2 separate regions of the Homo sapiens genome follow, and region 1 is linked to region 2. A link is a loop called in an ENCODE intact Hi-C map of the cell type or tissue named here. Cell type or tissue: GM12878. All regions are shown on one strand. Each heading gives the region's core, and the rest is flanking DNA. Links, peaks and the distances in the headings are about the cores only. Region 1 has its middle 26 kb from the start of LINC02885. Region 2 overlaps LINC01399 (long intergenic non-protein coding RNA 1399).

What was found. Hi-C counts contacts between places; a loop is a spot of excess contacts. Peaks named below come from ENCODE experiments on the same cell type or tissue, not always from the same donor. Only the 100,000 strongest peaks of a DNase experiment are listed, where the experiment ranks them.
Region 1: a loop joins it to region 2, with 6 times the contacts of the local background. A loop is called at or near these places in 3 of 110 quality-filtered maps.

What each region holds. Positions count from the first base shown.
Region 1 is chr22:35,019,967-35,027,317 of GRCh38, forward strand. No RefSeq gene overlaps it. Among named protein-coding and RNA genes, the nearest start is that of LINC02885, 26 kb to the left of the region's middle. RefSeq lists an enhancer at 3,940-4,530. In GM12878, for the core only: a CTCF peak has its summit at 4,266 (motif pointing left); a DNase peak (open chromatin) is centred at 4,244.
Region 2 is chr22:35,137,132-35,144,482 of GRCh38, forward strand. The region is part of intron 4 of LINC01399 (long intergenic non-protein coding RNA 1399); the gene reads right to left. Among named protein-coding and RNA genes, the nearest start is that of ISX, 75 kb to the left of the region's middle. In GM12878, for the core only: a CTCF peak has its summit at 3,972; no DNase peak of the experiment used is centred there; H3K27ac peaks cover 1,109 bases.

The DNA of each region.
Region 1 (7,351 bases), core at 1,394-6,393, 120 kb before region 2:
TGGTGGTTTGCTGCACCTATCAACCCATCATCTAGGTTTTAAGCCCGGCATGCATTAGGTATTTGTCCTAATGCTCTCCCTCCCCTTGCCCCCAAACCCCTGACAGACCCCGGTGTGTGATGTTCCCCTCCATGTGTCCATGTGTTCACATTGTTCAACTCCCACTTATGAGTGAGAACATGTGGTGTTTGGTTTTCTGTTCCTGTGTTAGTTTGCTGAGAATGATGGTTTCTAGCTTCAACCATGTCCCTGCAAAAGACATGATCTCATTCTTTTTCATGTCCAGCCTCCATGTCTTTAATTGCTATGATACTAATACTATATTAGACTAGTGACCAGCCATGCTCATTATAGATCCAGCAGATGAGATCAAAGTCAGCCAAAATTAGAGTTGGGGACCCAGGCCTGGGGAACCAAAGTATCCAGAGTGAGGGAAGAAGACCCAGGAAACCTGAACCAAAGGTCAGAGCAGGGCCAGTGACAGGGCCAACGGGACTGCGAGCCTGGAGGAGAGGACTCCAAATGGAGAGCTGGAATACCAAAAACGCCATTCATGTTGCCCTTTCTACATACAGGGCAGCCCAGACTCTCATTAGGAACTACCTCATTTAATCTTCACAACAGCCCTGTGTAGTGGGGACAGTATTACCCCATTTTAGTAACAAGGAAGCAGAGAGGACACAGAGAGGTTAAGTAACTTGCACAGGGTCACACAGCGAGTCACCAAGGAGTCAAGATTTGAACTGGGGTCTGGCTCTACATTTCACCACCACATTGCAGGGAAGAGTGAGGTCCCAGGCACAGAACTGCGTGAACACAGCCAGCTGGCCACAGGGCCCTGGTTGAGCACATCTGGGAACAGCAGTGCTGTGCTTCATTAGGCTCAGTCATCCAGAAAGTGTTCCTAGCCTTGGGAGATTCTGGATTATCTAGGGCTGAAGCTGTCCCTCCTGGTAAGCTTCTCCCACGAACCTTACCTCTGGCCTCGATGGTCACAGTGATTAAACCTACCCACCCACTCGCTGCATGTCCTCTTCTGCATTTTTAGTGTCCCCCTGCTTTGGCTGGGCATCCGGCCCCTCACCCTCTCCTCCTCGTCCTCTGGATAAAGGCTGCCATGCCAGCATCCCCTCAAGCCCAGCAGTCCTGGTTCCCCAGACACCACTTCCCAGCACACGGCCTCAGAAGAGACGCCCAAGCAGCTCAGTGTCTTCTAAACACACACCCTGATTTTTCACACAACTACTGCCAGTTTTCTGTTACATCAGGGAAAGTAGGCGAGGGTTTATTTTCCCAGATCCTCCAAAGAATGCCCCTGAGCACATGCAGGCTTGTTCTTTCCTGGACTCATAAAACATGGTATTTACACAGGTGTGACGCAGGGTGCCGCCCAGCTGAGCCTCTCTCCCACCCAGCCAGCGTTCAGTATCCAGAGCTTGCATCTGCCCATCTGGGCCAGGCTCGGTGCATCTGTCCCCATGGAGCTGTCCCGGTGGAAGTTCTGCCCCCACTGCTTTGTCCTAAAGCTCCCTAATTCTTCTTTTCAGAATCTTTGCCCGCATATATCCTCTGGACAGGGCTGGAACAGGACAGCAACTGTCAGAGTGTGCCCTGCAGAATGGCTGGAGTCAATGGGAATGAAGCGGGAGAGAGAGAGTGGATTCCATGGTCAAGTGAGACTGAGAAGCTCTGGGTAAGACAAAACCACATCGGTTCCTTTACTGTCCGACTTCCCAGGGCCTTGAGTGTTCCCAAGTGTATTAGAAATCTACTAGGGCCAGGCGCGGTGGCTCACGCCTGTAAATCCCAGTACTTTGGGAGGTCGAGGCAGGCGGATCACCCGAGGTCAGGAGTTCGAGACCAGCCTGGCCAAGATGATGAAACCCCATCTCTACTTAAAATGCAAAAAATTAGCCAGGTGTGGTGGCGTGCCCCTGTAATCCCAGCTACTCAGGAGGCTGAGGTGGGAGAATTGCTTGAACCCAGGAGGCGGAGGCTGCAGTAAGCTGACATCACACCACTGCACTCCAGCCTGAGTGACAGAGGGAGACCCCCATCTCAAAAAATAAAAAAAGAAAAAGAAGTCTAATAAAGGGACATTGTTTGATTCAATAAATATTTATTGAGCACCTATTATGTCCCGAGCATTGTTTTAGGCACTGGAAACACACCAGTTGATAAAATAAACCAAAAATAGAATTATTTGTTGACAGACAAGAAATACAGGAAATAAGTAATATACCGAGAATGTTAGAAGGTGATCCATGCTACAAAATTTTTTTTAAAGCAGGATAAGACAGATGAAAGGGCCACGGAGGAGGCGCAGGTTGCAGCTGTAAATAGGGTGGTTGGACTAGATCCCATTGAGAAGGTGGCGTCTGAGCAAAGGCCTGGAGGACATGGAATGAGCCAGCCAGGCAGAGAGGATGAACTAGCCAGTGTAAATGCTCTCAGAAAGGGTATGTTCGGGGCACAGAGGAGGCCAGTGTGGCTAAGTGGAGGGGGCCAGGGGACAGTGGCTGGGGATGAGCTAAGGGAACTGATGGGGCAGACTGTGTAGAGACAGTCCCTCAGCTTTGGCACTATTGACCTTTGGGCTGGATAATTCTTTGTCGTAAGGGCCTGTCTCGTACATTGCAGGACATTGGCCGGCATCCCTGGTCTCTACCCACTCAAAGCCAGTAGCACCCTCCACCCAGTTGTGACAAGCAAAAATATCTCTAGATATTGCCAAGTGTTTCCTGGGGGGCAAAATTGGCCCCAGTGAGATTCGAGGCATGGAGAAGTGAAGTCACTTACCCAAGGTCACTTTGACTCATACCAATCTCATACCATGCTAACCCATAAGGCGGGCCACTGCTCCCGAGTGCAGAGTCCTGAAGTTCTGTGTGAGGGAGCAGCCTGGGTGGAGCTGTCTTCTCTCCACCAGAGCATGCCCACACAGCAAGCATCCTCCAGCCGTGCCTGGTCCTCCTGACCATGTCTGAGCTCTTGTCCCTCCCCTACCCAGCAAACTTACACATCCTTGTTCTCATTTCTGTTCAAGGCAAGGTTCCAGGAAACGGCGGGGCCCTAGAGCATGAGGTAGGCAACCTGCTGAGACCCCCAGTTGCCGACCGAGGCTGGCCTGCTCTTGAACCTGGTTCTGCCTCTTCCCAGCTGTTTGGCCCTGCAAGACAGATGAGGATGTTAATTTAACCTGCAGCACGTGACTGTGGTGAGGCTTAAATGAGAAAACGTTCATGAACCCATCTAGCAAAGCGCCCAGCACTGAGTAGGCTCCTAGATACTGGTTTCTTTCTAACACCTTGTCACAGTTTCCTAGCCCTGCCATAACAAACGACCACAAATTGGGAGGCTTAAACCAGCTTATTTTTATTCTCTCACAGTTCTGGAGGCTAGCAGCCTGAAATTGAGGTGTTGGCAGGGCCACGCTCCCTCTGAAGGATCAGGGAAGGATCTTTCCTTGTCTCTTCCAGTTTTTGGGTTCCCTTGCTCATGGCAGCATCACACCAATCACTGCCCCATCTTCACATGGCATTTTTTTTTTTTTTTGAAACAGAGTCTTGCTCTGTCGCCCAGACTAGAGTGCAATGGTGCAATCTTGGCTCACTGCAACCTCTGCCACCTGGGTTCAAGCAATTCTCCTGCCTCAGCCTCCCAAGTAGCTGGAATTACAGGCGCCTGCCACCATGCCCAGCTAATGTTTTGTATTTTGAGTAGAGACGGGGTTTCACCATGTTGGCCAGGCTGGTCTCAAACTCCTGACCTCAGGTGATCCACCTGCCTCTGCGTCCCAAAATGTTGGGATTATAGGCGTAAGCTACTGCGCCCGGCCCTTGACACAGTATATGTGTCTCTCTGTGTCCCCTCCTCTTATAAGGACACCAGTCATTGAATTTAGGATCTACCCTTCCCCCACCAAGGGAGGCCATGGGCAGGTCTTCCTTTCTCACAGTCTGTGCCTGTGTTTCCCCTCCTGCAAGCATGACCTTCCTGGTCCCCGGGCCCCAGGTGTTCTGGGAATATCCTGGGGCTGACCTCAGGCAGGAGAAAGGAGTTTGCTTCCCTGACATTTTTTATTCTGGATTAACCCAGCGAATCTTTGGGGACTGCGAGGGCACGGACACGGTAGAATCCCAGGTGGAAGAAGGCAAAGTGGGCGGGAGGGGAGAACTTGCATGTTTTAACCTTTTTCCTGCACCCAACCCCGCCATCCGACGCCAAGCTTCCAGTCAAACCTGAGACCACAGCTCCCCCTGGCGGTCAGCGCGAGCCCGCACCGCGGCTCTCCTGTGCTCACGCAGCCCTGCGCGGCGGAGGTGGCTGGAAATGAATTTAGCGTCAGCACAGTTATTTAAATTGTTTTAATTAATCACAGATTGAGCAGTAAATGAACCACTAAGTGGAGAGAGCGCGCGGGAGCAAGCGAGAAAGAGGTGAGGGGAGGAAGGCAGAGCCTAGGTGATGGCTCGAAAAAGCACAGACAGCTTCAGAGTGGGGCAGGAGGAGGGGGTACAGGCACAGGTCGCAGAGCTGTGCCCCCCACTCCTGGTGCCACACGTTGGGGCGGGGGGCATTCCAGCCCCAGTGGGGTTAGAAGGAGCGCAGAGCCTTGGGGCTAGGGCCTGCCTTCTCCCTTGACAAAAACGTTGAAAGGGGCCGGGCGCGGTGGCTCAAGCCTGTAATCCTAGCACTTTGGGAGGCCGAGGGGGGCGGATCACGACGTCAGGAGATCGAGACCATCGTGGCTAACACGGTGAAACCCCGTCTCTACTAAAAATACAAAAAATTAGCCGGACGTGGTGGCAGGCACCTGTAGTCCCAGCTACTCGGGAGGTTGAGGCAGGAGAATGGTGTGAACCCGGGAGGCAGAGCTTGCAGTGAGCCAAGATTGCGCCACTATACTCCAGCCTGGGTGACAGAGCGAGACTCCGTCTCAAAAAAAAAAAAAAAAAAGGTTGGAAGGTTGGCTAAAGAGAAGACAAAGCAGGAAGGGGGAGTAAACTTAGTAAATTTTTTTATTATTATTATACTTTAAGTTCTGGGATGCATGTGCAGAACGTGCAGGTTTGTTACATAGGGATACATGTGCCATGGTTTGCTGCACCCATCAACCTGTCATCTACATTAGGTATTTCTCCTAATGCTGTCCCCCGCCCAGCCCCACTCCCCAACAGGTCCCCAGGTGTGATGTTCCCCTCCCTGTGTCCATGTGTTCTCACTGTTCAGCTCCCACCTATGCGTGAGAACATGCAGTGTTTGGTTTTCTGTTCCTGTGTGAGTTTGCTGAGAATGATGGTTTCCAGCTTCATCCACGTCCCTGCAAAGGACATGAACTCATCCTTTTTTATGACTGCATAGTATACCATGGTGTATATGTGCCACATTTTCTTTATCTAGTCTGTTATTGATGGGCATTTGGGTTGGTTCCAAGTCTTTGCTATCGTGAATAGTGCTGCAATAAACATATGTGTGCATGTGTCTTTATAGAATGGTTTATAATCCTTTAGGTATATACCCAGTAATGGGATTGCTGGGTCAAATGGTATTTCTGGTTCTAGATCCTTGAGGAATCGCCACACTCTTCCACAATGGTTGAACTAATTTACACTCCCACCAACAGTGTAAGAGCATTCCTATTTCTTCACATCCTCTCCAGCATCTGTTGTTTCCTGACTTTTTAATGATCACCATTCTAACTGGCATGAGATGGTGTCTCATTGTGGTTTTGTCTGCATTTCTCTAATGACCAGTGATGATGAGGTTTTTTTCATATGTTTGTTGGCTGCATAAATTTCTTCTTTTGAGAATTGTCTGTTCAAATCCTTTGCCCACTTTTTGATGAGGTTGGTTTTTTTCTTGTAAATTTAAGTTCCTTGTAGATTCTGGATATTAGCCCTTTGTCAGATGGATAGATAGCAGAAATTTTCTCCCATTCTGTAGGTTGTCTGTTCACTCTGATGATAGTTTCTTTTGCTATGCGGAAGCTCTTTAATTAGATCCCATTTGTCAATTTTGGCTTTTGTTGCAATTGCTTTTGGTGTTTTAGTCACAAAGTCTTTGCCAATGCCTATGTCCTGAATGGTATTGCCTAGGTTTTCTTCAAGGGTTTTTATGGTTTTAGGTCTTACATTGAAGTCTTTAATCCATCTTGAGTTAATTTTTTTATAAGGTGTAAGGAAGGGGTCCAGTTTCAGTTTTCTGCATATGGCTAGCCAGTTTTCCCAACACCACTTATTAAATAGGGAATCCTTTCCCCATTGTTTGTTTTTGTCAGGTTTGTCAAAGATCAGATGGTTGTAGATGTGTGGCATTATTTCTAAGGCCTCTGTTCTGTTCCATTGGTCTATATACCTGTTTTGGTACCAGTACCATGCTGTTTTGGTTACTGTAGCCTTGTAATATAGTTTGAAGTCAGGTAGCGTGATGCCTCCAGCTTTGTTCTTTTGCTTAAGGTTGTCTTGGCTATACAGGCTCTTTTTTGGTTCCATATGAAATTTAAAGTAGCTTTTTCTAATTCTGTGAAGAAAGTCATTAGTAGCTTGATGGGGATAGCATTGAATCTATAAATTACTTTGGGGCAGTAAGGCCATTTTCATGATATTGATTCTTCCTAACCATGAGCAGGGAATGTTTTTCCATTTGTTTGTGTCCTCTCTTATTTCCTTGAGCAGTGGTTTGTAGTTCTCCTTGAAGAGGTCCTTCACATCCTTGTAAGTTGTATTCTAGATATTTTATTCTCTTTGTAGCAATTGTGAATGGGAGTTCACTCATGATTTGGCTCTCTATTATTGGTGTATAGGAATGCTTGTGATTTTTGCACATTGATTTTGTATCCTGAGACTTTGCTGAAGTTGCTTATCAGCTTAAGGAGATTTGGGGCTGAGACGATGGGGTTTTCTAAATATACGATTGTGTCATCTGCAAACAGAGACAATTTAACTTCCTCTCTTCCTATTTGAACACCATTTATTTCTTTCTCTTGCCTGATTGCCCTGGCCAGAACTTCCAATACTATCTTGAATAGGAGTGGTGAGAGAGGGCATCCTTGTCTTGTGCCGGTTTTAAAAGGGAATGCTTCGACTTTTGCCCATTCAGTATGATATTGGCTGTGGGTTTGTCATAAATAGCCCTTACTATTTTGAGATACATTCCATCAATACCTAGTTTATTGAGAGTTTTTAGCATGAAGCGTTGTTGAATTTTATCGAAGGCCTTTTCAGAATCTATCGAGATAATCATGTGGTTTTTGTCATTGGTTTTGTTTATGTGATGAATTATATTTATTGATTTGCATATGTTGAACCAGCCTTGCATCCCAGGTATAAAGCCAACTTGATTGTGGTGG
Region 2 (7,351 bases), core at 1,056-6,055:
TGCATCTTCTCTCCCCTCTCACCACTTGAGAAACAAAGAAACTAAAAGGTGTGCATGGATCGTGAATGTTCAAGCTGGAAGGCCTCAGAGAGGTCATCTGGTTCCATCTATCCACCAAGGACGCTTTAAAGCATCATCAGGCATTATCCAATTATCACACTCTCTTGAACTCACCCGCTGACTGTTTCCCACTGTGCTGAGCACAAGTTGCTAACAGCTTTCTCAGTGGGCATAATTACCCAATTTTAGGGCTGGAGCGGCACTGAAAGGTGCCAATGGGGATTCACTTAGCGGTACTGTCCCCAGCTACACTCTCCCGCTGTGTTCCAGGTTACTCATTCTTGATCAAGTCTTGCCTTCAAGACTTTACCACCACAGTACTTTTTGCCTCTTAGAATTTAAAGAATAGGAATAACTTCTAGAAAAATCTGAAACAGTGCTTTGTATACACTGGGCCCTGCTCCCAAGCCTTCAGTGGCTCTCTATTGCCCACAGAATTAATCCCAGTTCATTTAACTGGCCCTTTGTTCTATATTATGGAAAAACAGAAACAAATGGCACTTGGTTTATCCTCTTAAGGAGTCCAAGTTCTACTGAGAGTGATGGGTACAAGTAAGTCAGGAATGAATAAGACAGCAACCACAATAATTGCTGCCAGTGGACATGGAGGATGGAGGAACGGCATGTGTGTGGGGACTTGTGGGCCTTTGACGGTGGAAAGTATTTATTCATTTTACAGGCAGAGCATGAGACCAGAGAGGAAAAATGAGTTATCTCAGGTTGCACAGTGAGACAGAGGCAGAGCCAGAACTAGAACCCAGGACTCCTGGGTTCTCTTTGTTCTGTTTCAGTGTTTCTTTTATATGGTTCTTAATTGTTGAGTTCCCTCCTTTCTAGAGCACAGCTACAGCCTGGCACTGTGAAAAGAGTGCCAGGATACTGGGTGAGGGGTCTGGAGTCTCAAGTGTGAGTCCTGGCTGGCTCTCTGCCATGTGACACTTTGGGGAGATACTTAAGCTCTCTGAATCTTCTTTTTCTGATCTGTTGTTCATCTACCAGAATTCAGCTCCATTAGGGCAAGGAAAACATCTCATTCTTCTTCCCCAGGATAGGTCTGGGGGACTTTGAGAAAGACAATAACAGATCACAAACAGGGATATTCAGCAGTCTGGGGCTTGGGAGACAAAACTGTGGGGAAAATAAAGGTTTGGAAGGGGCCAGCATATTGAAGACTTGGCAATGGATGAATGGAAGACAGGGAGAGGAGAATGTGAGGGGGGAAGAAGGGTCTCTCGCACTGTTGACTCCCCCTCCAACACTGAGTAAATATTGAGAAAACACCTATTAAAAGGTGAAGGTTGGCCAAGGGTATAAGCTCACTGCTCAGGCCTCTCCCAACTACAGAACCAGAGAGATGCTGGGACCTTTGCTCTCAGCACCTGAGAAGGAAAAGCTTGGCGGATTCCACTCAGTCTCTGCCTTTGCTGACAGCATCACCATGGACAAGCCACCACAATGCTACAAGCCTCAGTTTGCTCACCTGTGAAATGGGGGTGGTACTGACTCAGAGGCTATGGGAAGGGTTCCATGTATAGACAATCTGGGACAGAAAGGCGTGGCTGGCATTGCTCCAGGCACATTGCAGTTATCAACGCATTCTAGTCCAGGCCCCCGAATCACATCTGATGAGCTGTGGTGATCACCAATGCCGGAGTTGCCTGCAATGACTGCACTGCCACAGCAATTGGCCCTTGTAAGGCCATTTGTCTCATTTTCTTCCCATCTCCCAACAGGTGGCGAAGTTGAATGCACCACATTCAGAATGCACAGAAAACCCAGAATGGGACTGCTTAGGAGTCAGGCTGTGCTGGCTAATTAAAACAGGAGCATTTGTAGACAGGAATGTGGCTCTCTTGAAAGTCCAGGAATTCTGGGTAATCAACACTCAACCATCAACAAACACTCTCTATTCCAGGCACTGGGAGCACCCAAAAAAAATAAATAAATAAGTCAAAATTTTGCCTCCAGAGGCCCCATGAGGCCTTCATCTACTGGGGAAGAAGACAGGCAAGTAAATTGGAACATCACAGCCCACAGCAATATGTGTCAGAAGACCAGGAATGCCAGGATCCACGAGAGTGCAGGGGAAGCATGCTAAGATGTAGAGGAGGTGACACCTGGGCTGAGTGTTGAAGGTTGAATAGGAGTGTGCCACCCAGGGAAATTGCATTCCAAGCAGAGGAGATGGCCCACATCAGGTCTGAGAGAGGGAGGCTAGGAGAGAGAAAATAAGTCCCCCTCAGTCCTGCCATGAGGAGGGCCAAGGGGGCTCACCATCAATGATGTCAAGCAACAACCAGGCCACCAAGCCAACTCAGGCCCCTTCCTGGAAGAGCAGCCCAATGGCCAACTGGATCATCCAGTTGGCTCCAGATATTTTATACTAGACCTCGGGCACCTCCCAGCCCAACTCCCTCACACCCCAATCTGCCAAACACCTGCCCTTCCTTCAAGGCAAGTCCAAGGGACACCTCCTCTGCAAAGTTTTTCCTGATTCTGCCAGAAAACCTCTGTTATGGAACCCGGGTGTATTAGCGTCAACTGTCTGCTTCTGCACTCAGCTGTGAGCTCCTTGAGGGCAGGGGCTGTGCTTCATTATAATAGCACAGTGTGTAGAACCCAGAAGGTACATAATTAATATTAATAACAGCCATGACGACTGTAATGACTAACAGTCATTGAACACTAGTGCCAGACATCAGGCTTAGGGATAGGCTCTAAGTATCATCATCATCCTCATTAGCTCATTGAATCCTCGCAAAAGCCCTATGAGATAGCGCTATTGCTATCCCCATTCTACAGATGAAAAAACTGAGGCTCAGAGAGAGGACGTGGCTTGCCCAAGGTCAGACAGCTAGTACATTTCCAGGCCAGAATTCAAACTGACCCCAAAGGCTGGGTCTTATCCACTGAGTATCATGCTTTGTTATGTGATAAATTTGATTGAACTGAATTGATGCCATAATAAAAGGGGGGAACCAGCCAAGCACAGTGACTCACACCTATAATCCCAGTGCTTTGGGAGGCCATCGCAGAAGGATGGCTTGAGGCCAGGAGTTCGAGACCAGCCTGAGCAACATAGCGAGATCTCATCTCTACTTAAAAAAAAAAAAAAAAAAAAAAAAAGTTTTTAATTGGGGAGCAAAGTTATTCAAACGAGAAGAAAAAACTGTAGGAAATGACATTTGAACTGGGGGAGGAGCATTGCCAGGAAGGTTATTCCAAGAAGAGGAAATAACAGGAGCCCAAGGTTAGAAACCACTGCTTGAGGAATGTGTTCAGCATGTGCTTGGCAGTAGCTAACTGCTCATTATATGTGTTTTAAAATTCAAATTGAGGCTGGGCATGGTGGCTCACACCCGTAATCCCAGCACTTTGGGAGGCCAAGGTGGGCAGATCACCTAAGGTCAGGAGTTCGAAACCAGCCTGACCAACATGGTGAAATCCCATCTCTACTAAAAATACAAAAAATTAGGCGGGCGTCATGGCATGTGCCTGTAATCCCAGCTACTCAGGAAGCTGAGGCAGGAGAATCACTTGAACCCGGGAGGCAGAGGTTGCAGTGAGCCAAGATAGCACCATTGCACTCCAGCCTGGGCAATAAGAGTAAAACTCTGTCTCAAAAAAAAAAAAAAAATCAAATTCAATTGGAATTTGTGAATCATCATGGGTAATAGCGTGTAAATTGCTCGGAAGAGAGTAGCAGGAGGAAGGTCTGGAAAGACACGTGGGGCCAGCTCAGGAAAGGCTGGGAATGCCAGGCTAAGGGCTTGGCTCTGACCTGAGGCTTTTAAGAAAAGATCTTCATTGGGAAAGGAGACTTTGGGTTTCAGGGCTGGCTCACAGGGAACGGAAATTTCACTCTTAATGAGAGAGATTATGGGGAGAGAGCGCCCCCACATGGGAGAGCCGGCTGCTCCCCTGAGTAATTCAAGGCTGTGATGTCTTGGGCCACATGGCACAAGGGGGTGGATCAGCTCCATGTCTGACATTTGTGGGGCCTAGAGTGAGAGTTTAAATAGAGCCGATATGGCATCCCCAGTACTGCCCCTAGACCACTGCATGTTCCAGGGCCCCCTCGCTGTACCCTGCCTTCCTCAAACACTCTACATCCTCTGCCAGGGCCTATGACCACCCATGGCCAGCAGTGCCAACCTAGGGGTGCAATCCAGGCCCAAGCTGGGTCCCACGTGGGCTGCAGTCCCCATTTCTCCCCTGTGGGGCACTCTCTGGCCCTCTCCCTTCCCCCAGCCTCCCTCCTCTGGCCCAAGGCCAGACTCCTGCTCCAGAAAGGAGCCAGCAAGCAGATGGCTCCCACTGGCCGGTTTTTCTTGCATGAGATGACCTGTGATTGTGCCAGTAGACTGGCACCAACACTTATTCGGGGTGACAAATTGTTTATATAAACAGGGACATTAAAATATTTGCCCCAGGCCAGGTGCGGTGACTCATGCCTGTAATCTCAGCACTTTGGGAGGCCAAGGTGGGCAGATCATTTGAGTTCAGGAGTTCAAGACCAGCCTGGCCAACATGATGAAACCGCATCTCTACTAAAAATACATAAATTAGCCAGGAATAGTGGTGGGTGCCTGTAATCCCAGCTACTCTGGAGGCTGAGGCAGAAGAATTGTTTGAACCTGGGAGGCAGAGGTCGCATTGAGCCAAGATCGCCCCACTGCACTCCAGCCTGGGCAACAGAGTGAGACTCTGTCTCAAAAAAAATAAAAATAAAAATTGCCCCAGCTCCTACACACCCTATAAAAATTTGCCCTAGCTCCCACACACAAGAAGCAGCCCTGACCGTACACTTAAATATTTAAAAGTTATCACTCAAACTAAGTTCATAAAATACATTCTATCCACCTACCATGACAAATAGACCTTCATAGCAACCTAGAAGTCTGGGTCCAAATTTAGGCTACTCCAACTCCTTGGTGTTCCATGCTAGAACATGGTGGGGAGAGGGTTTGAGGCATGAGCCCCCAGCGTGCAGCTGCTCGTGTCTCTGTCCTGAATCCTGTGTTCCCCGGTCCCTACCTGCACACATGTGGACCTTCTGGCTGCACATCCAAGCTCCATATGCCCCCAACCAACTTCCCCTTGGTACTCTCTGGGCTGGGAGTGTACCCACCAACAGTGGGGTCCACCTTGTAAAGAATAAGGAAAGGAAAGAGGGCTCCAGGTACTAGAAGTTGCCTTGAGGCCCTTTGGCCAGAAAATTCCAGGGTTCTGAGTACCCAGAGCATGATCTAGAAGGGAAGAGGGCACAGCTCCAGCTGTCCATGTTCCCTGAGAGAAGGGACATAGCTGGAGGAGAGCAAATAAGACCTTTTAAAACACAGGACTCCCCTTTCCCAGGCCTAAGTCACTACCAGACAGAGCAACTGTGCCTTAAATGCAGGTCCCAAGAACCAGCCTTCTGTCATTACCTGGACCCATGCAAAAGAGGATCTCCTCCTTCTCATGCTTTCTAGAAGAGTTCCCATCTCTCAACATCCCCACCACCAAAGCAGACTCTAGGGCCTTCTACACATGGCTGATTGGGTGACAGGATGGAAGACTGCTCACTTAGCTGCAGAGGAAAGAAATGGGACCTGAACCTGTCCTCCCACATGGCTCACCAGAAAAGTCCTACATTTAGGATGGAAGTTGGGGGCTCATTTGTCAGGTATTTGCCTAGCCATTGAAATTTCTATACATTTCCCATCTGGCTATTATTTCACTACAGGGCCTACCACAGGAGGAAGACATTTAAATTAGTCAATTGCAGTACCAAAACTCCAGCCCTGACTATCCTATCTAAAACGTTTGTGCGAGACTGAACTCCTGTTAGAAAGACATGGTAGAATTTGTTAGCACTCCTCTGTATTTTATGCGGGAATCCCCCTATATTTTCCAGTCTTCCTTGTAGCTGGCTGGCCATGTGATTGATTCAGGGCAATGCAATGGAGTGGGAAGTATGTAAGTCATCTCCAAGGCAAGGTGGTAAGGTACCTGGCGTGCCTTCGCCTCATGCACACAATTGGAAGAGAAGGACTCCAAGATGGTTTAGTGATGGGTGAAAGGGGCTTGGATCCCTGAGTCACCACTTGGAGGAGGGAAGCCTAAGAGAGCTGCCCAACCCTCACCAACTTGTTACACGAGCAAGAAATTAACTTTTACTTTGTTAAACCACTGAACTTGATGATTGTTACCACAGCTAATGAGTGTTACTCTATGTAATATGGAAGCTGTCGGATTAGTCAAGGTGAGACTTGGCAATGTTAAGGCAATAGCAGGATGGGGTGGATATGAGAAATATGAGGGAGAGGTGCTCAGCAGTGAGGGAGAGGGCAAACCATGTTCCTGCATGAGTCTAATCCAAGGTGGACGATGACAAGAGCCAAACAGGAGGTCCAAACGTGGGGCTGTGGGCTGTAAGGAAGACAAGCAGATGACACAGAGAGATCACAGAGGCGATCGGTGGAAGAGAAACAAGAAAATTAAGAACATTTCTCAGTCTGATAACTCCCCAGCTACAATGCGCTGGTCGCTTCTTCCAGAGTGGTGCGCCCTGCTGGGACATGGACAAGTAGCCATTCCTGCATCCCCCAGGAAAGGGCTCCTCTTTTCCATGGACACACACAGAGTCAGCTAGCCTGGTTAAATCAAGGAGCAGATGCCCTTGGGGTCTAGCCCCAGGTCTGTCCATCCTGGATATGAGTCATGGGCCGGTCAGCCCCCTTCTCTGGGCCTCAGTTTCTCCTATGTAAAAGGAGGAGGTGGGTTTGATCTAATTACCTAATAATGGCTGACGGTGAAGGGAACTAAGCAGAAACAAAGGTGAGGGGATTTATGGCTCTTCTAACAGAATCATGACGATGAAGGCAGGGGTGAAGGGACATCCCCTCAAGAGAGGCCAACTCAGGAGCTGAAACACATCTTTGTGTCTCCGCCATCACCTTCATCTTCTCCCACTGCAGATGAGCTTTCTCTGTGTGAAGAGCATGTGGGCCCAGGATGCTCCAGGTCCCCTAACACAACTGTCTGAGGAAGAAGGATTCAGACAGGTCCAGGCTAGATCTCATGCCCCCGCTGTGGAGGGGGTGGGGGGGTGTTACCAGGAGAAACAGTCACAGAACAGATGTGGGCTACTGTGGGATCTCTGTGGATCCCCAGATTCATGTCTGCTGTCCTCCCCAGATGCCTCCTGCCCTGACCCTAGGTGATGCGACCTTCTCAGCCCAGCAGACTCTTCCGCCTGCACTCACCTGGTGGTTACTCCTGGACAGTGCCTGGCAAAAGTGCCAGG